3 separate regions of the Mus musculus genome follow, and all the other regions are linked to region 1. Evidence: chromatin loops called from intact Hi-C (ENCODE). Cell type or tissue: gastrocnemius. All regions are shown on one strand. Each heading gives the region's core, and the rest is flanking DNA. Links, peaks and the distances in the headings are about the cores only.

Region 1 (7,717 bases), core at 2,159-4,658:
GAAAGATCCCTATACCCTCCCCCACCCCCGCCCTGCTCCCCTACCCACCCACTCCCACTTCTTGGCCCTGGCATTCCCCTGTACTGGGGCATATAAAGTTTGCAAGACCTAGGAGCCTCTCTTCCCAATGATGGCCGACTAGGCCATCTTCTGCTACATATGCAGCTAAAGACACGAGCTCTGGGGGTACTGGTTAGTTCATATTGTTGTTCCACCTATAGGGTTGCAAACCCCTTCAGCTCCTTGGGTACTTTCTCTAGCTCCTCCTTTGGGGGCCCTGCATTCTATCCTATAGATGACTGTGAGCATCCACTTCTGTATTTGCCAGGCACTGGCAAAGCTTCACAGGAGACAGCTATATCAGGGTCCCTTCAGCAAAATCTTGCTGGCGTATGCAATAGTGTCTGTGTTTGGTGGCTGATTATGGGATGGATCCCTGAGTGTGGTAGTTTATATATGGTTCATCCTTTCGTCTTAGCTCCAAACTTTGTCTCTGTAATTTCTTCCATGGGTGTTTTGTTCCCAATTCTAAGGAGGAATGAAGTATCCACACGTTGGTCTTCCTTCTTGATTTTCTTGTGTTTTGCAAATTGTATCTTGGGTATTCATAAAGTAAGTATTTAAAAAGAAAAAAGGAAAATGTTGTCTTTATAAGAGTTGCCTTGGCCATGGTGTCTGTTCAAGCAGTAAAACCCTAACTAAGACAAGCAGAGAGAATGAATTAGTGCATGCTTGCTCCTCGTGCTCAGCCCACTTCCCTGCCTATCATCCCAACCCGAACCCTGAGAATCAATGGTGCACTACATTCAGGCTGGGTCTTCCTACAACAGTTAACCCAGGGTTTTTTTTTTTTTTAAAGACATGCTCAAAGCCCACTTAATCTAGACAGCCCCCACACACACACACTGAGGCTCCCTTCCCAGGTCATCCTAGGCTCTGTCATGTTGACAGATAAAGCTGACTGTGGGGCAGTGGGTGCCCCACCGCTGACCACCAGGATCTATTATCGAACTAAGGTTCTCAGTTTTGCCCAAAGTACCTGGTTGATGGGTTAGGGTGTGGAGGAGCTGAGTAAAAAGTCTAAATGCAGCTTTCCTGTAACGCTAAGGAGTTTATTTTTAAATATGGCCATACGTGGCAGCTGGTGCCTGTAATTCCAGCACTTGAAAACTGAGGCAGGAGGATCAATATGAATTCAAGGCTAGACTACATAGTGAGTTCCAAACCAATCTGGAAAGATCAGATAAGACCACATAAATATCATGGAATGGCTTCTGGCTTCCTGCTCCCTAACCTACCCTCAAGCCAAGGACATCGTCCATGAGCATCTCTGTCAGATGCCTCGGGTGGATGCAGCTGAGAGAAGGGGAGGCATATTGTCCTAGGTACCTGTGAGCCACAACTACAGACATTGTGGACCACAGATCATGCCAGGTCTACGGGGCATTTGTTCATTTTGTAACAGTGGGCAAAGCAGCGAGCTAGGCCATTCTAAGACTGGGGCATGGGAAAGATTTCTGCTTAAAAGAGATTTAGAAGGGGCTCAAGAGATGGCTTAGCAGTTAAGAGCACTGACTGCTCTTCCTGAGATCCTAAGTTCAATTCCCAGCAACCACATGGTGGCTCACAACCATCTGTAGTGGGATCCGATGTCCTTTTCTGGTGTGTCTGAAGACAGCAGCAGTACTCATATGCATAAAATAAATAAATAATTAATTAAAAAGAGGGGGGCTTGGAAGGAGCTCAACAGAGCATGTGCCTAACTTGTACGAGGTCCTAAATTCAGTAGCAGCCACACAACACACACACACACACACAGTGAAAGATTCAGAACACATAGCCCCCTCTGTTAAGGGACAGTGAGCAGAGTAGACGGCCTCTTTCCACATGCCCGCAGCTGGCAGGACCTGCAAGAGGAGGGAGTGAATGGACAAAGCCTTCCAGGTGCCCTCGGGAAAGCTTCACAGAGAAGGTGGCACGGGGCACCAATTGTCCCTTGTCATCCTGTGGCTTACGAAGTTAAGAGGAGAAGAGGCAAAAAAAAAAAAAAAAAAAAAAAAAGGGACTTCACTTCCTCCCCTCTCAGCGCTGTCAGCAAACATCAAGTGTCGTGGGCATCATAAAATCATAACTATCACAGGGAGCCCAGGGTAAAGGGAGAACAGACCTAGGGAACGGGCTGCTTCCCCATCCCCGAAGCCTGAAAGGCCACAGGGGCTTGTTGACACAGCTGGGGAAGAAAGGTTTTATCCTGCCTCATTAATCACTTCTGCACAGGAGCTCCAAGGCAGGGGCACCCCAGGGGCACCAGGCTAGCTCTCACAGGGCAAGGAGAGTGCGAAGGGGGGGTGGGGTGGGGTTGGGGGTCCTCGCCTCAGGCTCAGGATCCAAGGCAGCTCTGAACAGACAGGGGATCGTGGAATGAGGTTGCCCAGACCCTGGGGACCCACAAACAGGGGATTGTCCAGCCCGGATGTTCGCCCAGAGTATGCTTCTTCCTGCTTGGAGGTGAATGCTTCCAGCCCGAGCTGGTAACCCCTAACTCACGGGTCCCTAGGGGGAAATATATTTTCCTCTTTCCCATTTAGTCAAACGAGTGTCAGCTGCTTGCCATGCGGTTCCTGACCCTCCCTAAACTCTACCCAGGAGGTGGGTGGGGTGGGCTGGTGATGGAGTCCTCAGTAGGATAATCGGAAGACATCGAGGGTCAGCAAGCTTTGCTAAGAGCAACTCAAACCATATGACTTAGCTCTGAGTATAGGAGACAAGAAGAGTCAGAGGGACCATTTCCCCACCTCTCTCAGTCGGAACACAAACATGGCCTGAGCACCTACCAGGTGCCAAGGGCACAGCACAGAGCAGAGGCTAGTGCCAAGCCTCCCCGGAGCTCACGCAGAAGCTCCAGAAGAGCAAAGGATGTCTCAGAGCGGCCAGGAAGGCCAGTGCCCCTGAGCCCCGGCCTGGTTTGCAGAACTGCCTTCCTTAGTTAACACTTTCTTGGTCGGTGGCCATCCATCCTAAAGGCTCCTCCAAGATCTGAACCAAGACTCCGACGGTGGGCAGCAGTTGGAGGGCACGGGGACTCCCCTGCAGCCCCTCCCTGACTGTGCAGAGGGCAGAATCCAGGTAGATTTCTCCAGTTTCATCTTGAGCCTTTAAGAGGAGCAGATAGATGGCCACTTGGCCCCGGGATTCCCCGCGCTCCCTCCACCACTAGGGGGCGCGCTCTACTTCTCGCCTTCCAGGCTCCCTCTTGCAGTCTCTGATTCTTCACCCCTCTCCTCTCCTCCCTCCTGCCCGCTCCGCATCCCGTTTTCTCTCTCCAGCTCCCTGCCCCCCTTCTTCCTGTCTCGTATTTTCCTGCCCAGGAATCAGACCCCAGACAGTACCTAGGAAGTCTGCGGCCTTGCCTAATAGAACCGTAATAGTCCTCGGGGAGGCGTGATAATGACATCCTCCTTAAATAAAAGGACTTAATGGAGATTTCCCAAATTTGAAAACCACATTTCCACTAGCAACCTACTCAGTGAGTGCTCTGGAAAGGAACTCATGGGGAGCTGCTGTAGGGGGGAGCGGGTGAGGAGGCTCGGAGTCTGCGCAGAGCTTGCTGTTCCGCACTACTCTCCCGTGCAGGACAAAGGACCCTTCAGAGGTTACAAACCACGGAGGTGGGTCACATCAGTCTTCTCCTACCCAACCCCACCAGCTCCCAAAGAGCAAAACGCTCAGACTCAGCAAATACTGTGTAACCCAAGGTGAAGTGCTTCCCTCTAGATCCCAGTGGTCCCCGCTGAACTAGGTATAATCGCCTACACATTATGACCCTGTTGGGATTAAAAGTTAGGGCGCCAAGCTGCACGCAGAGCCTTCTTTTTTAAATTACATTTTAATTTATTCTGTGGATGGAGGGCGCATATCCCAATGAAGTTGAAGAGGTCACAGGACAGCTTGCGGAAGCCAATTCTCTGCTTCCATTATGTGGGTCCCTGGGATCAAACTCGGGTGTCAGGCTTGGCAGCAAGCACCCTTACCGAATGAGCCCAAGAACAGGCCCAAGAACCTTCTACACAAGTACTGTGTGATAGAGGCCCTTGTCATCCATCCTACAAAAGAATAGCAGACTCTTGTCTTAAAACACCAGCCTGAAGTAGTAGCTCACATGTTCCACAAGCACTATGAAGCCTGAGGCAGGAGGATTGCTGTGAATTTGAGGCCACCTGGTCTATACAGTGAATTCCAGTCTAAATAGTGAAAGCCCGTCCCATAAAAAGCAGGAAAAGAAAGGGCTGGGGGCATAGCTCAGTTGGCAGAGTGCTTACTAGCCTGAAGGAAGCCCTGGCTTTGTACCCCAGCACTGCGAAAGCATAGCAGTGCTTTCCTGTAATTCTCAAATTTGGAGGTGGAGGCCGGAGGATGCATGAGACACAGGGGGGAGAGAGAGACTGAGAGACAGAGAGACAGAGAGACAGAGAGACAGAGAGACAGAGAGACAGAGCTGATATGGAAACCGTTCCTTGAGTGCCTGAGGTTAGGGATGTTAAGGTAGAGAGCTCTGCTATCAACACGCTGTGATCTTGGGCAGAGATCTTCCCCATCTCTGGCTGCCCATCTTCTGAGGTGAAGACACGTGGGATTAGATGGTCTATTAAGGTATCTCCATTCTAAATAAAAGTTGAAACTGGAATAAAACTCTTCCTATTCCGGCCTGGCAGCTGCTAGAGAAGCAGTGTGCTTGCCAACACTGCCACCTGGTGGCGGCAACACTCCACTACAGGGGAGACTTCTGGGTCGAGTGGGCGTTCACTTCTCCTCCACCAGCTAAGTGACTCTAGGTTTTTATTGTTGTTAATTACATTATTAAATTTTTATCTTATCTTAATTATATATGTTTGCGTGTGGGTATGTGCACATACATGCAGGTGCCTGTAGAGGCTAGAGCCATCAGATGCCCTGGAGCTGGAGACGGGTAGCTATGAGCCTCCCAGTGGGAAGGAGAGAGACGGCCTAGGAATTCTATCCAAATCCTGTAGGCAGAGTCTAAAAACTGCTCTGCAAGAGTAGTATACACCCATCACTGAGCCATCTCTGCAGCCCTGTTTTTGCTTTCTTTTGGTTTTGTTTTAAACCGCTCTCTGACTGGTGTTGTAGCTCAGTGGAAGAGTGGGGACCTCGGTATGTTTGAGGCTCTGGACCCTGGATTCAACACCACCACTTCCCAAAGAAAGTGTTAACAGTTTACAGCACAGGGTGTCTATTTTTGCAAATAAAATATTATATCTTGGGCTGGTGAGATGACTCAGTGAGTAAAGGCACTTAGAGCTGAGCATGCATGAAGAACCTAAGTTCTGGCTGAGGAAGCTACGTGGTAGGAGAGAGCCGACTCTCACAAGCTGTCTTCTGACCTCCGCATGAATGCTATGACACATGCATCCAAACCCACACCCACTTTCACACACATACACAAATAAACCAACAAGCAAATGTGATTCTAAAAATCCTATCCCCCTTTTGTGGTGCCCATGTGCCCATGTGTATAGAGGCCAGAGGTCAACGTCCTGTGTCTTTCCCCAGTGTCCACCTTGGCTTTTTTGAGACAGGGTCCCTCACTGAACTTGGAGCTCACTGACTGGGCTGCGCTGGCTGGCAGGGATCCTTCCTCCCTCCTCCCCGTCCCCGCTGCTGGGGTTACAGGTGTGCCTTAGTTAGGGTTTTATTGACGTCTATGAAGAGACACCATGTCTAAGCCAAGTCTTATAAAGGACACCATTTAATTGGAGCCGGCTTACAGGTTCAGAGGTTCAGTCCATTATCATCAAGGCAGGAGCATGGCAGCATCCAGGCAGGCATGGTGCAGGAGGAGCTGAGAGTTTCACGTCTTCATCTGAAGGCTGCTAGCAGAAGACTGGCTTCCAGGCAGCTAGGGTGAGGATCTTAAGCCCACACCCACAGTGCCACACCTATTCCAACAGGGCCACACCTTCTAATAGTGCCACTTATACAAACCGTGACAAGGTACAAACAGCCGCTGCAGCCAGCTTTTTTTTTTTTACTCAAGTCCCCATATTTATATAGCAAGCACACTACCAAGTAAGCCATCTCCCCACCTCTAAGATTTTTTTTCTACTTCCAAGTCCCTACTGCTTTCCAGTTATGGTACTACACTCGCTAAAGCAACCCTGTGAAGAAGACGATAAAGATCTTCATTTTACAAAGGAAACGAATGCTCATGAAAGTGAAGTGGCTTGCCCAGGTGCACGTAGCTACAGGGATGATATTGCTGAGAAACTGGAAAATCCTTCCTGATGCTGCTCAGCTAGGAATGAGCACTTTTCTCAGCTGTGTAGTACTCCTGTCCACTTTTCTCGGCTGTGTAGTACTCCTGTCCACTTTTCACGGCTGTGTAGTACTCCTGTCCACCCACCTCTGGAGTTGAGAGAGGTCACTGGGCTGAAGGTGACAAGAAAGAGGGGAAGTGGTTGGAGTCTTACTGGGGATTGTGGGCTTGCCTCACAGAATGAGCCAGGCATATGAACGTTGAGGGGGAGAGACATGTACTCCCCTGGAAACAGATGCTCAGGCTGAACCTGGGGTTCTCGAGAGCCTGTCATCCTGGGGCACACTGGACACTTCCCCGATGTTCTCTAAGACACCAAAGAAGCTTCTAGATTCTTTAAAGGGCATTCAACCATGAGTCACAAGAACCCAAAGCTCCTCTCCCCTGTCTGTGTGTCCGTCCACTCATTCTGCTAATACAAATGGGAAGCCCCCCCACCCCCATCCAGAAGCTGCTCCAACCTGAGCTGGCCAATGAAGACAGTGACCTTCTATTCTCGTGTTCTCGGGAAATATTTCCCTTCTTGACAAAGAAACAAGTTGAACTCAGCTCTAAAAATAGTTTTAAGGTTGTTTCTGGCTGACCTCTGTGACTATTCTAGACCATCCCTACCCACTAAATTGGACCCCTCCCCTGGTGGTAGTGGCTTGTGCCCCACGAGTAATGCAAATGCCAACCCCAGAGAAGGAAGATTTGCAATGAGGACCTTCCCCTAGTTTGGAGATATTACCTGGGATTTTCACCTCCCTGAACTCATCTTAAGCATGGTGTGGTACCACATACCTGTTGCCACAGCACTTAGTAGGCAGATGCAGAATGATCAGGGTGAGCATCCTGGACTACACAGTAAATTCTAGGCCAGCCTGGGCTACATGAGACTCGACTGATGGAGGATGAGACTCTCATTCTTATGCATCCTTTGGCCACTTGCAAAATAAACACCCACCCATGGGCCCTAGAAATGACTCAACTAGACCAGAAAGCTGCCAACAGCTACCCCATGGTTCACTGACATTGGAGGGGAGGGATGTAGAAGCACTATGGCCCTAGGAAGCCATCCCTTCCAAAAGGAGACTGTAACGCCATAAGAATGTTCGCAGGAGACATAAGAACAGAACTAAGCATCAGAGGGTTAGAACGCAGCTACCGCATAGCCAAGGTCTTGTTCCCCGCAGCCCTTGGTCCAAAGCCTGTCCCTCTCAGGGCTGCCCCGACTGTGCATCAGCATGCTGCTTTTGACATACTTTAATGTGTCTACATTGACCTAGGACACAGCAGCGTGACCAGAGGTCCTTCGCTGACGATGAAGTTAGGCATGATATCACAGAGGTGCTCTGCAACAGCATCTTCAGCTCCACTGACACACTTTGCAGATATGCACTC
Region 2 (7,717 bases), core at 2,930-5,429, 96 kb before region 1:
GCTTGTCTATACTTAGGGCTAAAGAAGGACCTTTCTCTTTAGGGTTAGCCCAGGCTATTCCTGGCTTCAGGAGGCTCATCCAGACCAGAGCACGGAAGCCTAGAGTCCCCTACCTGTCTACCAGGGGATAGTGATAATACTCAGGAAGGGGTAGGGCTTCTTGATGTCTGTCTGGCCATTGGGCATGCCTAGGCCACTCGGCAGTTCCAAGCACAAACTCCTAGACCCATCTCTCCCATCAACCTCCTCAAGTGTGCCCCAGAACCTGGAGTCTCACAAACTCTTTCGTGTATCTATACACATTACACTCATGTACTATAGGAAGACTATCGAGAGCCTGGGCTATGTCCTGAAGTCAGGCTGTTCTGGGCTAACCCCCTACTTCTCCCATCCTCTTGGCTGTGGGGATGTTATACAAACTTTCCAGACCTTGGTCTTTCTCTTTGGTGAACTGGGAGGCTCTAATACACACATGGGAGAAATCTAGTGGGTTAGTACATGTTAGGTCACCCACACAGGTATGTGCTGTGTGTCTTATCCACATCACTCAAGGCTCCACCATCTTAGAGTCCCTCCTGGGACTCAGTTTTGATCCATTGTGGGCCCCTGAAAGTGTCAGAGACTTTACCTTCCCCCGCCCCCAGCAGCCGCTATCAATGACTTTTGGGTGTGATCACTCTGGAGTGTGGACTCCACACTGGGTCCTGAGATCCTGTCCCTCGCAAGGGTCACCCACCTCTCTCTTCCTGCCTTCTACTTCCTCGCACTTCTTCTGGAGTGACAAGAATCCATTCAGCCGACAACATCCCCTTGGTTCCTTTCTCAGGCTGGATTTTGGGGGCCTAGGGTACAGATTAGGCAAAGCTATCACCGGACCTTAGGCAGCGCTGAGGGTGCAAGACCGTTGCTGTCTAAGGGAGCAAGATGGCAGCCCAGGAGATGGCGCTACCACAGCTTCAGAGAAGCCAAATCCTTCTTCCTGTACATAGGTCCCCAATATCTGCTTGCTGTGGGAAGTAATCTGTATGGCCATCTCTAGTCCTAAAATTTCTTAACTATCATCTTATCCCTCCCAACTCCCTTTTCCTAATTCTAAAACAAAGCGGACCTCAGAATCCTTGGATACCCCAGGGTGAATTTTGACTGGCCAAGCCAAGCCCCATCTGTCTTAACTTACCTCTCCCCACAACCTCCCCCACCCCTCAGTCACATGAATTCTAGTCTCTGGGGACACTGAAGTCACCTCCCAGAAAAAAAAAAAAAACTCTATGATTTCATCTTCTATTTAATCTTTATTTCTCCTCATACTTTTTAGAACTTCAAATAATTTCTCATTTGTACTAACTAGGAAGCCATAAATCGTCCCTTTATGTCTAAGGAAAATCAATTGTTATTTGACATTTTACCTTAATATTCCTGACTTCCTTCGACTGTAATAAAGCTTCCATCTGCCTTTTATTTTACAGGCAATTAGTAAGTCACCTTTTAAAAATTTCTTCACATTTTCTGTCAGATGGATGCTGGGATGGAGAGGGGAGCCCTGTTTTATGGGACTGAACTCTCAGGATAGAGGGGATTTATCTGTAGCCTTCGAGGTACCAACACTCATTAACGGGTTTTATTGATTTGGAGGCTTTTTAACCCTTAGCAATAATACAGGTGTCACCTGCCTGTGGCAGTTGGGAGGGGGCAGGGGCTGGGCGAGGTGGAGGGATCCACTCAACTCTGAGCTCTGTGGGCCCAAGTGAAGGAACAAGAGGGAGAATTTCTTATCCTTGGGAACACTATCACCCGTGGCTTAATCACACCGCTGGGTGGACCCCAGCCCACGTACGCACCCTAACTTTTTCTGGAAAGAAAATTTAAGATCCAGGTTTTGTTTTCTCTCAAATTCCTGGGGCAGGGGAGAACTGAGAACTGAGCCCCACCCCCCACCCCCTGCTATGGAATCTGAGAAAGGCCCATTCCTAAGGCCTAAAGACCTGGGCCTGGGCTGCCTCTGTTGGCTCTAGGATTTTGGGAAGGGCTCTCTAAGGCTCAGTTTGCAAGTCTGTGAAATGGGAAGAAGCAGCTGCCACCTTCCAGGGCTCATGGTTGTTTCCAAGAATCTGTCTAGGGCATTACCTCTCAGTCACATCTCAGTCACAATGTCACCACAGACGTCCCAAAGGTCTCATTGTGAATAGAAAAATCTACACAGGAATATTCCCAAAGTATGACCTGACTGGCCTGGCACTGGAAGAGGGCTGAATGCTGAGAAACCTCAGGCATCCCCTTGCAGGGGCTCCTATCACAGTGCCCTGACAGCCATGTACCACACACCTAGTGGTTGTGGGTGGAATTGCAGGTCCAGTGTCCTAGAGGGACAGCTGGGTTCTTCTTAAATGGCCCAGGAGAGAAACTCAACTCCAAGAGTTCCTGATCCCCCCCAGTCCCGTATCCCTCAGGCTGAAATTGTCCCAATGACTAATTTCTCTACTCCTGTCTTTGACTCAAATGTCCTCACACACAAAGCAAGCAGCTGTGTCCTGATTCTTAGAGATGGCTCCCATCTAAGTCATGGAGCCTCCTGGCCAGATGGTACCAATGTGTGGTCATTGCAGGTGGCAGGAGAAGGGCTGTGCTGGAGAGTGTGGGTGACCCCTAGGGAGGAGGCTGTTGGGTGGGATCGGCCAGGGAGACCATCTGAGAAAGGCATTTCAGGAAGAGGAGACCTAATTGGAGCCATAGTTTGCAAGACAGGATGTGAGGGCACATGAATTCTATGATAATTTCACCTCACCCCAAGCCACCTTGCCAGGGAGACATGTTTGCATTGTGTGCATGTGTGTGTGCGTGCATTGCATGTGTGTGTGCGTGCATGAACATGTAGATGCTCTTCCCACAGAGGTGGCTGGTCCTGGCAGTGCCGAGCACTCCTTGCAGGCCAAAGCTGTGCTGAGTTGGAGATTTACAACGGCCATGGCCTTCATGACTTAATGGTCAGCAATTGAGCTATTTCATCTCATCGGGTGCTTTTGCCTGGAAATGGCCACTGAGATTCACTCCAGGATGGCTCTCAGTCATGAGGGGCTGACCTGTGTATCTCCTAAATCATGTTAACACTCAGGACAAGCCCATGGCGTGTTTTCCATGCGGGATCTTCTACCACCGAATGGCCACTGTCTTCTTGTAAGAAACTTTCATGGGCTAGAGGGGCATCAGGATGCAGAGGACTGGCATGAAGTCAGCTCTGGTGTGGATGTCTACCCACCTACACAGAACTGTAAAGTTCCCCCCCTCCTCTCCCTCCTCCCCTCCCTCCTCCCCTCCCTCCTCCCCTCCCTCCTCCTCCTCCTCTCCTTCCTCCGCTCCCTCCTCCTCCTGCTCCTCTCTCTCCTCCTCCTCCTCTTTCTCCTCCTCCTCTCCCTCCTCCCTCCCTCCTCCTCTTCCCCTCCATCCTCTTCCTCCTCCACCTCTTCCTCCTCCCTTTCCTAGCTCCTCATCCAGCTTCTCCCTTCATTCCTATGGCCTGGATGGGGAGAGCACCCTTGCTCAGCATATGGATGAAGGTGGTCCCAAGGGATTCAGTCCCTGTATAAAACTCTCCAGAGGTCCCAGAAAGAACTGTCCCTAGCCTGTGTGTCCTTTGAGCTCTCCTCCAAATACAAGTGTGGGGCCTCTTTCTCACGCCTCCTGGGCATCCCAGGAAAAGTTAGACACCTGGTGAAAGCAGATGTCCCCATTCTGGAGTCCAACCTGCTGATCAAAACAATGTGCCTCCAGCTCAGACCTTGATCTAGCTGAGTCAGGGCTTGTGGGTGTCTCTTTCTTGTCCACTCGACTGCCCTTCCTGGGGTAGGTAGGTTCCCAGACCTGATCCCTGAATCCGGAACCTCACACACGCCCCGGCCGCATTCTCTCCCCCAGGGCCCAGCTCAGAGCAGCCTGGTCATTCTTTCTCTTTCTTCCTGACACACCCTGCTGGTCTGATACAAGCTGAGCTCAAATCAGCAGCAGCGGAAGCAGGACAACATAAGGTTTGGGATGGGGTGGGGTCACATGTCTCTTAGTACACATTATTCAACTCACCGCAAAGGTAGAGCTTCGACCTGTTTATCTCCTAAATCCTATTAACACTCTCCCAAGGTCGTGCTCTTAATGACAAAGCAGCCCTTCGAGTTTCCCCGTAGTTTCTCACTCCCGTGGGTGTGGGTCCGCAGGAGCTGAAATAGCTGGAGTGGTTGTGCGTAGCCGGGATAGTAGCTGAGGCCCGGCGAGGATGTCATACTAATATTGAACAGCAGGGGGCACCAGTGACCCACAGAGTTTCCAGCAGGAAGCCGCTCAACATGACCCAAAACAGCCAGGTGAAAGCTGAGCTCCTGGTGAGCACCGCTTACTTCTTACCAATTCCAAAGCCTGTGGGCATTCGGGGCAAAACTCTACCCAGGCGTTGGTTCCTTTTGTATCTGGAAACTGGACTTGGCCTGCACAGTCAGGGCTGCCCTCGTCCCCTTGGCTGCTAGCTCCTAGAAAGAGGGGGTGACTCTCTCAGCTACAGGGTTCTAGTCCCAGTTCTACGCAGGAATATCAAAGCTTGGATGCCTTGGTTTCCACAACTGGAAAACCACAAGAATAGTGGCCCCAGGGTTCATCAAGAGGCAGGGGCTTTTCCAAAAAGCTAAAAAAAAAATAAAAATAAAAATAAAAAAAATTTAAAAATTTAAAACAACAACAAAAACCCTAAGGAGACCATACTGCCCACAGGCTTTCTTCTCCTGTGCTGAATGGTAATCCATTCTCTCCACTGCCAAAGCCACAATTCAGAGGCAGGTGACCAGACAGGAAGCAGTGACCAGCTTCACTGACACCTTAGGACCTCGATGGACTTTGAAGAAGCTTGGGACTCAGAAGTGACTGCTACAGTGGTCTCCTTTAGTAGAGGGAAGACCAGGTGTCCCCACTAAACCGACAGATTACCTCCGCACCTCCAAGGTGGCACCAGGCTATCTTGGCCACCCCTGGAAAGCAGGAGCAAGATGACTCTAACGACTCCGTACCTAGAACTTCTATAGTGATTGTTGCTGTTGGCGTCTATATAGTTCCTCAGGTCACTGGTGTGGTGATAGCTAGGCTCCGTTTGGGGGTTTCCAGGACTTTGGGACCCTCAGGTGACATGGGGCTTGACGAAGCCAGTGAGGGGCTGAGCCAGATCTTGATGCTTCTCACAGAGTGTCAAGAAAGAAAGGTGGCTCACCTGTTACCTCAATTCTCCAGAAGCTGAGGCAGGAGGATTCCTACCAGTTCAAGGCCAGCCTGGGCTACACAGTGAGTTCAAATTAAAGAAGGCAAAGGAGGGAGGGAAGACAGAAGTGTGTGTGTGTGTGTGTGTGTGTGTGTGTGTGTGTGTGTGTGTGTGTGTGAGAGAGAGAGAGAGAGAGAGAGAGAGACAGAGAGAGACAGAGAGAGAGAGAGAGAGACGGGTAGACAGACAGACAGACAGACAGAGACAGCAGAGAGACAGAGACAAAGACAGAAAGACAGAGGAACAAAGAGGAAAAACAGTAAGATGTATTAAAGGCCATGGCCTGGAGACCCACCAGTCAAGACAGCTTTCCTCAGGGGAGGAGAGAGGGGGTCTCTCTGCCTCCAGCTCTTCCTTCTGCCCTGGGATTGACCGTTCTGATTCAGTGATCCCTGCAGTGACAACACTGAGCCACCCGGGCTGCTGGCCCAGATGAGAGTGTGCCCTTCTGCTTGGATTTATGAGACGCTAGACCTACAGGGCCCTGTGACAGTGACTCACAGAGACCTACTGAACCCATCATGGCTGCAGCCAGATTCCCCAGGGGGCTTTATAAGGACGTGCCTGTCCCGGGACTCTGCTGAGGACCTTGCTCCCTCTATCCAGTTCGCTCCCCTCCCAGGACTGAAGCCCAGCTCAGGGAACTTCTCTCTAATGCCTTCCTCCTGCCTCCCCCTCCAAGGCTGGTCCTCCCCAGCCCTCACTGTGACAGCCCAGGTCCCAATGTAGGTGCTGTCACCCTTCTTCCCAAAGTCCCTGTGGGACCCCAGAACTAGCATTCTGTCACCTGCCTCTTGGTGGTCCTTTCTATGCTCTCAGCTTTTCCTTACACAGACACACACAAAACACATATACACACATACACACAGACAGACAGACATACATGCATACACATACAGACATACATACATACACATACAGACATACATGCATACACACATACAAACATACAGACATGCACACATACACACATACAAACACACATGCACACATACATATACACACACAGAGACATACATACATATACATACATACACACAGACACATACATACACACATACAAACACACAGATATACATACATACAGAGACATACACACGTATACACACAGACATATACACATATATGCACACATACATATATATACATATCACATATATACACACATACATACACATACACACAAACACATGCATACACACACAGACATATACCCACATATACACACATACACATATATACACACATACACATATATGACACATATCCACACATATACATACACATTCACACAAACACACACACACACACACACACACACACACACACTGCTCATATACTTCCCTCCCCCTAGGGCACTCCCAAGTCTTGCCTTCCAGTTCATTTCAAGGCCTGAGCAGGCCAGCCTAGAAGAGAACTGGGTCCCCCCTGAACAACAGCCCCGCCCACCCACACCTTGTTGTCTTCCTGCAGAGCTGGCTGGGCTTCCGAAGCAGATCCTACACCGTGACTATTCCAGAGTCACACTGGGAGAACCTCGGGTGGCCTGTCCTACCTCCTGTCCCTTTCCCTCACCTAGTCTCAGAAGCAACCTGGAGTGTCAGCCCACAGAGGATGCCCCTCATTTTCCTCTGTTCGGACTGTGAACTTCAGGGCTGCCAATGAGCTATTATTCTACCATGCCCACAGTGACACCTCACTGAGAGCCCCGCCCCCATGTGTGTACCAGTATCATCTGCCTGACGGCTCAGATCAAAGACGTTTAGAAACTCTCTCAAGGTTACCAAGTGGGAACTGGCTCAGTGAGGATTTGAACCCAAGTCTATAAGAAATCAGATGTCCTGGTCATCCGTGGGCCAGGCTGTATTTCATAGTTTGCATTACTGACAAACAGTAAAAATGTTTGCAAAAGGGAGCTGGCCTAAGAGAGGGGAGCCCGAAGGACTCACCAGGAAAGTTGGCTTAAAGTGGGGTATGAGGGTCCTGAGGACCCCAGCACAGACCTGAGAATGTGCCCTCAAAGTCACTCTGTTACAGATGGTTCCTCAGAGGAGCCCCGCCTGCAGCCCTGCCCCCACCCCTTCTAGGAGGTCTGGGGCTTGGGGAAGAAGCTGCTGGTACCTGGTTCTGTGTTTCTGTATTCTTACTTTCCTGTTGCTCTGATAAAACACCGAGGCTAGAGTTAAGAAAAGAGAAAGAGTTTAATTCATCTGACAACTCAAGACACAACCCCTGATGGGGAAGTTAAGGCAGTGCGAGGCAGAAGCAGCTGGTCATACGCCAGCCATTCAGTGATGAATGGTCCTAGTGTTCTGGGACGGCCAGGACTCCCACCCACAGAATAGTGCCCACAGATAGGGTGGATCCTCCCACATCAATTTCCCTAACTAAGGCAATCCTTCACACACTCTCAGGAGCTAACCTTAATCT
Region 3 (7,717 bases), core at 2,930-5,429, 51 kb after region 1:
AAAGGGAAGGAATACCCACAGATGCATCCCCAGTTTGCCCTGCAATCCTGCCCTTTCTGGGTGCTCAGTATAGAAGACACGCATCCCTCCTCCAATGAAGAGGGAGAAGGGCAGGAAAGGCCGTATCCTTTTCTTTAGGCATCTGGCCTACGATTCAGCACTTAACTTACAGTTAGGAGTTACTAACGTGGGGCTGAAGGAGGGATCCCATGGGCTCCTCAGCGAGCTCCAGTCTGGCTTGGCAGGATGATGGGTCTCCCTCCCATCAGCACAGACCCTCCATAGTTCTCAGAAGGGGAACTAGGAAAACAACTAACAGGAGTGAGGGTATGGGTCACTCCCCACAGCAAAGTCCCCTAAGCTCGCAGTAGATGAGAGGCGGGCTGGCTTTCTGCTGACAGAGAGGGAACGCTGTCATTGTGTCGTTATTTGCTATGTTTTAAAGGAAATGGAACACACCACTCTAACAGTGGCAGGAAGGAGACAAAGGATCAAGGAGAGCTTTGTGATCCAATGCGGCTTCTGTAACCGCCAGGAGCCAGACTGAAGCACTCTGGCACAGACTCGGTTAATCTGGGGCCATGTGCTGCCAAGGCTGAGCTAGCTCTAGTGATGCTGAAAGACAGACTGGAAGTTTGGTCCATGCATCATCATGTCTGGACCCAGAGAGGCCTGGGATCTGGTGTCAGAGACCTTGCCATGTGTACCACACTGAACTCAGGCCGAGAGCCTGACCTTACAGCTAGCCCTGCCCAACAAGACAAAGTCATAATAAACCATTGTTTCCTTAAAAAAATAAATATTTCCAGGAGGTAGAAATCTGAGTACAGAGGCTGGGGAGTGGGTAGAGAGTGGGGCTGACATGGAACACGAGTGTCATGGTTCATTCCTTCAGCAAGCAGAGCTGGGGTATCAGGCCCTTGTGGGTCTGCCATGCATCAGTTACTCATGTCCCTTGCCTTTCCCAGGATGCACACCTTATCTGATTGTTCTTTTGTGTGTGTGGCTTTTTTCAAGACAGGGTTTCTCTGTGTGGCCCTGGCTGTCCTGGAACTCGCTCTGTAGACCAGGCTGCCCTTGAACTCAGAGATCTTCCGGCCTCTGCATCCCAAGCGCTAGGATTAAAGGCTCTGGCCAAAGCCCTGCTTAAATGTTTCTATCTTACACTATGAAGAGAGTCAGGCTTCGAAAATGCTCAGTTTAAGATCAGTCACCACAGGACTAGCTTGTCATCAGTCACAGGAAGCCATGATACAGGAGAGGCAAGTAGTCAGCTGTCTTTCAGCGCCGGCGGAAGGCTCGGGAGATTCTCCAGGCGTTCGGCTCCTCATACCGATTGTACAGAGGCTCCAGGCGCTGCTGTTTCTTCTGCTTGCTTAGCTTGGTTGGGTCAGAAACTTTGAAGAAAGCCGGAGCAAACTCCACAAGCCACCGGGGGTCGATGGTGGTGACCTCACGCATGTATTCCTTTGTGGTCAGCACAAGTTCGTGGTATACCACCCTGTGGGAGACAGACAGGACTCAGGCCTTAGATTAGACCCCACACTCCACAGCCAGTTTGGTCCACTGGGCGACCACAACTGAGCTGACATTTTGTTCTTTCATTTCTCCTGCTTGATCCCTCAGGAGACTACCGAAGCCACACCTCATGCTGCAAGCCTACACCCTTCCAAAACAAGCCTGCTTGCAGAGAGCCAGCTCTAGTCCCGACTCTGGCATGAACCAATTGAGTAACAGTGAAAACAGCCCCATCCCTTCTCTAGATTCCAGTTTCTTGTTCTGTGAAATAAAACGGAGCTTTCTCTCCCAGATAGCTCCCATAGAATTCCAAGTTCTATAGAGAGGCCACAGAGATTATCGCAAAGGAATGCTGAGGACCAAGTGGGCAAGGCAGTGGTAGCACCAGGTATAGTGGCACATGCTGGTGTGTATGTGTGTGTGTGTGTGTATGTGAGAGAGAGAGAGAGAGAACATGCACATACAAGTGGAGATCAGAGGACAGCTCTGTGGAGTCAGTTCTCTTCTTCCACCTTTCTGTGGGTCCTGGGGTCGTCTAGCAAGCACCCTTCTTGCTGAGCCATCTCATGCCTGTTTTTGTTTGCTCGAGACTGGGTTTCCATGTGTATAATCTAGATTGGTCTCAAACTCAGGGCAATCTCCTTCTTTAGCCTCCTGAGAGCTGGGATTACAAGTGTGAGACATCGCTGGGTGTAGAGGTGCATGCCTTTAAACCCAAGAAATTGGGAGGCAGAGGCAAGAAGATCTCTCTGAGTTTGAGGCCACCCTGGTCTACCTAGTGAGTTCTAGACCAACCAGAGATACACAGTGAGACCCTATCTAGAAACAAACAGACAAAACAAAACAAAAAGCCCACAAAACCATTTTAAGACCATCTCATTAGATGATTTCTAAGCTCTTTCCCTGCTTTCACCCCTATAATTTTACTTCTCTTAAAAGGGCTGTTTATGCTGAGCAGTGGTGGTGCACGCCTTTAATCCCAGTCAGCACTCGGGAGGCAGAGGCAGGCGGATTTTTGAGTTCAAGGCTAGCCTGGTCTACAGAGTGAGTTCCAGGACAGACACAGAGAAACCATGTCTCAAAAAAAAAAAAAAAACAAAAAAGAAAAAAGAGAAAAAAAAAAAAAAAAACTAAAAAAAGGCTGTTTATGGGCTGGAAAGGCAACTCAGTAGATAAAATGCTTGCCTTGCAATAATAGCTCAACCCTCAGCACCAACAGAATGCTGGGCATGGTGATGTGCATTTGTGATCTCAGTGCTGAGGAGGCAGAGACAGAGGACGCCTGGGGCTCATCAGCCAATCTAGTCTAATTGTGTGCTCCAGGCGGTAAGATGATCTTAAAAGGAGAATGCCTCCTGAGGCTGTCCTCTGCCCTCCACACACATGCACAAATGTACACCTGTATACACACAAATACATACTAAAGAAAAATGGGGAGCTTGTTAGTGTACCTAATTTGGGCTTCTGCTACTCTAGAAATACAAAGTCAAAAGGAGAAGTGGGGGTGCTGGAGACTCAGAGGCAGGAGTGCTTATGAGCTCTCTCTCTCTCTCTCTCTCTCTCTCTCTCTCCCTCCCTCCCTCCCTCCCTCCCTCCCTCCCTCCCTCCCTCCCTCCCCCTCTGTGTGTGTGTGTGTGTGTGTGTGTGTGTGTGTGTGTGACCTACCATTCGGGCTGTCTGTTGAAGAGAGCACTGGAGGGGTGGATATACACCACCTGCTGGTCTATCAGAGTCCGGTAGCCTTCCTGTGGGTCCTTCTTGGCAGCGTTCCGGAAGAACCCACTGCAGATGGCCTTCTGCACTCGGACTGTGGATTTGCCACAGGAGACCACGTCCAGCTTGTGCCTATCAGGATAGTAAGAGCAAAGACGCCATGAGCCTGCTCTGTAAGCTGGGTGCCAGCTGCTCAACGTTCCACCTTAGGGTGCTCACAGTTAGTCACCAGGACCTTCCTCAGAGCTCAGAGGAGTACTGGACATGACAGGCAGTATGAAGGAACTAGAAACCAGACGCTGGCTCAGGCAAGAACCCAACCCCAGACCAATGATCCAGAGGCTTGTAAGCAAAGCATTTTTCTTGGCTAATTCAATTATCTTCCTCTTAGGAAGTTTCTGAAGTGCTGCTTAGCCACACTCCTGCCTGGGGAGGAGACAGCCTACACCAAATGAGATGGACACTCTCTGTACACAGGTGCCTAGAACTGTGCAAATACATTCGGAGTGACAGAAGACCCAGGAGACATGACCACCCAAACACTAATATCACCACACTCCTGACTGACCTGTCCATTATGCCTAACATCTGCTTCCGAATGTCCTGGGCACGGCGTAGGGAACGAGCCTGAATAAAATTCTCATAGCACCACGGGTTGGAGAATTTGTTGTTCTTCCAGGAGTTGTATACGGCCAGCAGGGTGAGGTGGTCCCCTTCTGTCTGGTGGAATTTGGCTTTCTTCTGATCTGCAAGGGCCTGTTTATCCTGCCAGGCAGTGGGACAGAGAGTCATTCCTTCCCTGTAGGCCTTGTCCCCGACAAACATCACAGAACAGGCTGATGTCACTGCACCAGTGCATCAGAACATGGGGTTGAGCACCTTACCTTGGGTCGGTAGAAGACGTTCTGCACAGACAGCATGGACACGATAGTTAGCATCTCTTCGCTGCAGCCCAGATGCACAGACATGATGAGCATTTTGCACAGCATTGGCTCCAGAGGGAACTCTGCCATCTACAGGAATAAGAAGAAATTACAACTGTTTCCCTACAGACCATGCGCATGGACTTGACTAGGAAGTAGAAAATAGATGAGGAAATGTCCCCATGATGATTTGGGGCACCTGTCTCTACCACATATTTCCTTTGTTAAATAAGCCCTTCGTGCCTAAGAACATATCTACTGTTGATGTGAATGTTGCAAATACCTTTAATTTGTTTTTGAGTCTATATAGGTAGCTAGTTCCAGGCCAATCCCAGCTACACACAGAATAACTTGTTTTAAAATAATAATAATAATAATTATAATCATAAATAGAATGAAGATTAGATTCAGTAATATATCTGGAGTAAAATTAACTGCAAATAGTCTTTACTATTAAAAAGAAATATTTTAAAGTGATAATATAAAATTGAAGTTAAAAAAGCAAAACCTTAAACAGGTAAGACAGGTAAAAGTGTCTGCCACATAAGCTGGTGACCTGAGTTCAATCTGAAGAACGCATGAAAAGGAGGAAAGAGAGAACCAACGCCACAGACTTGGCACCTGACCACACCCAGCACTCACACACTAATAATAACAATAACAATAATCGGGGAACAACAACAACAACAACAACAACAATAATTGGCTAGAGAGATGGCTCAGTGGTTAAGAGCCTGGGCTGCATTTCCTGAAGACCTGGCTTCAATTCCCAGCACCTATGTGACAGCTCACAACTGTCTGTAACTCCTGTTGCAGGGGATCCAACCCCCTCACACTTGTAGTCAAAACACCAATGAAAATTAAAAAATAATAAATTAAATTTGAAAAAAAAAAAAAAGACACTTTAAAAAATAAATTTAAATACCCAGGAGTGGTGGCAGATGCCTTTAATCCCAGTACGGGGAGGCAGAGGTAGGCAGATCTCTATGAGTTCAAGGCCAGACTGGTCTACAAAATGATTTCCAGGACAGCAAGGGCTATACAGAGAAAAAACAAAACAAAAATACTAAACAATAAACAAACAAACCTTGAGTAGAAATAAACTCTACCTATTCCTTGAAAGAAAATGAAAAGAGGGCTGGAGAGATGGCTCAGAGGTTAAGAGCACTGACTGCTCTTCAGAGGTCCTGAGTTCAATTCCCAGCAACCACATGGTGGCTCACAACCATCTGTAATGAGATGCAATGCCCTTTTCTGATGTGTCCGAAGACAGCTACAATGCACTCATATACATAAAATAAATAAACAAATAAATCTTTAAGGAAAAAAAGAAAAAAGAAACTGAAAAGAATCCCGAGCCTGGTGAGGTGGTGCCAGGCCAGGTGAGGTGGTGCCAGGCCTGGTGAGGTGGTGCCTGCCGGCAATCTCAGCACTTGGTAGACAGAGGCCAGAGATCAGGAGTTCATCCTCGGCTACATAAACAGTTTCAGGCCAGCCTGGGCTCACACTCTCCATTCCCCCTCCACCGCCCTTCTAAAGAGTATTTAATCCTACTCAAAGCTTCTCCAAGGCCTCAACACAAGGTGGAAAACTGGTCAGGGCGTCCTCCCAAAGCACCCCAAGTTCCCTCTGCCCCTCACCCTGCGGCCCAGGCGAGTGAGCAGGCCCTCGTCGTCCAGGGCCCCCAGTGTATACAGCTGCTCCATGGCCGTGATCAGAGTTTCCATCGGTGGGGCATCCATGAAGTCAAAGGACAGCAGGTCATTAATACCCATGGCCTAGAAAACAGAGCAACAGGAAGATGAGTCTCACAGTTGAAACAGGTCCCCTGTCACATTCTCTGCTGTTTCTTCAATGCAGTTAGGAAGCCCAGAGAGGCAGTAACTTCCAGATTCTCAGTACATAAAGATTCTCATACCACTAACAACCATGTATTTTCTCAGGAAACTTTCTTTCTGTGTCCACTTCCTGAGTGCTGGAATCACAGGCATGCACCACTATGCCTAGTTATGCAGTGCTAGAGATGGTACCTAAGGCTTCACAATGGTAAGCAAGCATTCTGGCACCTAGGACTTACCCGACCCTCTTAGGAAACTTAAAAACTATTGTTTCTGTGTTGGAGAAATGGCTCAGAGGTTCAGAGCACTGGCTTCTCTTTTAGGGATCCTGAGTTCAATCCCAGCACCCACATGATAAGCATCTATAATGAGATCTGTTGCCCTCTTATGGCCTACAGGCATAGATGCAGGCAGAAGAACACTGTATACATAATAAATAATTTTTTGTTTTGTTTTGTTTTGTTTTCGAGTCAGGGTTTCTCTGTATAGCCCTGGCTGTCCTGGAACTCACTCTGTAGACCAGGCTGGCCTCGAACTCAGAAATTCACCTGCCTCTACCTCCCAAGTGCTGGGATTAAAGGTGTGCGCCATCACTGCCCGGCAATAAATCTTTAAAAACCAATTCCTTCCATGGTGGAGAGACAGCTCAGAGGCACTTTGTCTTCTTCCAGAGTTCGGGGCCCAGAGCCATCATCAGGCAGCTCACCCATCTGTAACTCTCACTATAGGCAATCCAGTGCCCTGGCCTTCTAAGACACCTGCACTTCTATACAAGGATACAAGCTCTAAGAGTTACAAATTTATAAACAAAACAAAAACATTCCTTCGAAATAAATAAACAGAGCAGGGCAGTAAGTCCACAAAGTGAGGTGGTGAGCAAAGTTAGACATTTCAGTAGATATTTCACCAAAGAGGACACACAAGCTTCTGCTAAGGACAATGCAAGTCAAACCTACTGTAGCAAGATAGAAAAAACAAATAAAACAAATCAGGAAACTTTGTACATTTCTTACAGGAATGTGAAACAGTCACTATGGAAAGTAGTTTGGTGACAAATTAGAAAGTAAAACATACTGGGGGGGGGAGAAAGAAAGAAAGGAAAGGAAAGGAAAGGAAAGGAAAGGAAAGGAAAGGAAAGGAAAGGAAAGGAAAGGAAAGGAAAGGAAAGGAAGTAAAATGTAGCCTGGACAGTGGCTCTGGCTTTAATTCCAACACTCAGGAGGCAGAAGAAGGCCAATCTTTGTAAGTTTCAAGCCAGCCAGGCAAAATAGTTATCAGAATGCTTTAAGAAGTTAAACATAGCCGGGCGTGGTGGTGCACGCCTTTAATCCCGCACTCGGGAGGCAGAGGCAGGCAGATCTCTTGAGTTCGAGGCCAGCCTGGACTACAAAGTAAGTTCCAGGACAGCCAGGACTACACAGAGAAGCCCTGTCTCGAAAAACCAAAAACCAAGAAGTTAAACCTATGACCCAACCTGTCTGTCTCTAGGCACTGAAGTAAGAATATCCAGAGGAGGCTGAAGAGACTGAACCTGAGGTCAGTTCCCAGCACCCACATCAAATGGCTCACAACAAACTGCATCTCCAGGTCCAGGGCATCCGACCGTCTGGCTTCTGTGAGCACCTGAACCTATGTGACATACTCACCCACACATACACACATAGTAAAAAAGAAATCTTAAAAAACACATTAGGGGGCTGGTGAGATGGCTCAGTGGATAAAGAG

Evidence for each region. Peaks named below come from ENCODE experiments on the same cell type or tissue, not always from the same donor. Only the 100,000 strongest peaks of a DNase experiment are listed, where the experiment ranks them.
Region 2: it touches region 1 in a loop (5-fold over the local background); 39 of 42 quality-filtered maps call a loop at or near these places.
Region 3: a loop joins it to region 1, with 2.3 times the contacts of the local background. A loop is called at or near these places in 13 of 42 quality-filtered maps.

The regions. Positions count from the first base shown.
Region 1 is chr11:101,810,480-101,818,196 of GRCm38, reverse strand. No RefSeq gene overlaps it. Among named protein-coding and RNA genes, the nearest start is that of Gm39392, 29 kb to the right of the region's middle. In gastrocnemius, for the core only: a CTCF peak has its summit at 3,208 (motif pointing right); a DNase peak (open chromatin) is centred at 3,222; H3K4me3 peaks cover 707 bases; H3K27ac peaks cover 1,244 bases.
Region 2 is chr11:101,906,990-101,914,706 of GRCm38, reverse strand. No RefSeq gene overlaps it. Among named protein-coding and RNA genes, the nearest start is that of Meox1, 16 kb to the right of the region's middle. In gastrocnemius, for the core only: a CTCF peak has its summit at 4,275 (motif pointing right); a DNase peak (open chromatin) is centred at 4,289.
Region 3 is chr11:101,760,424-101,768,140 of GRCm38, reverse strand. Dhx8 (DEAH (Asp-Glu-Ala-His) box polypeptide 8) reads right to left here. Exons shown (of 23, transcript NM_144831.2): 19 at 5,795-5,932; 20 at 4,116-4,244; 21 at 3,800-3,996; 22 at 3,184-3,363; 23 at 783-1,501. The coding sequence ends at 1,282. Among named protein-coding and RNA genes, the nearest start is that of Etv4, 21 kb to the left of the region's middle. In gastrocnemius, for the core only: a CTCF peak has its summit at 4,251; no DNase peak of the experiment used is centred there.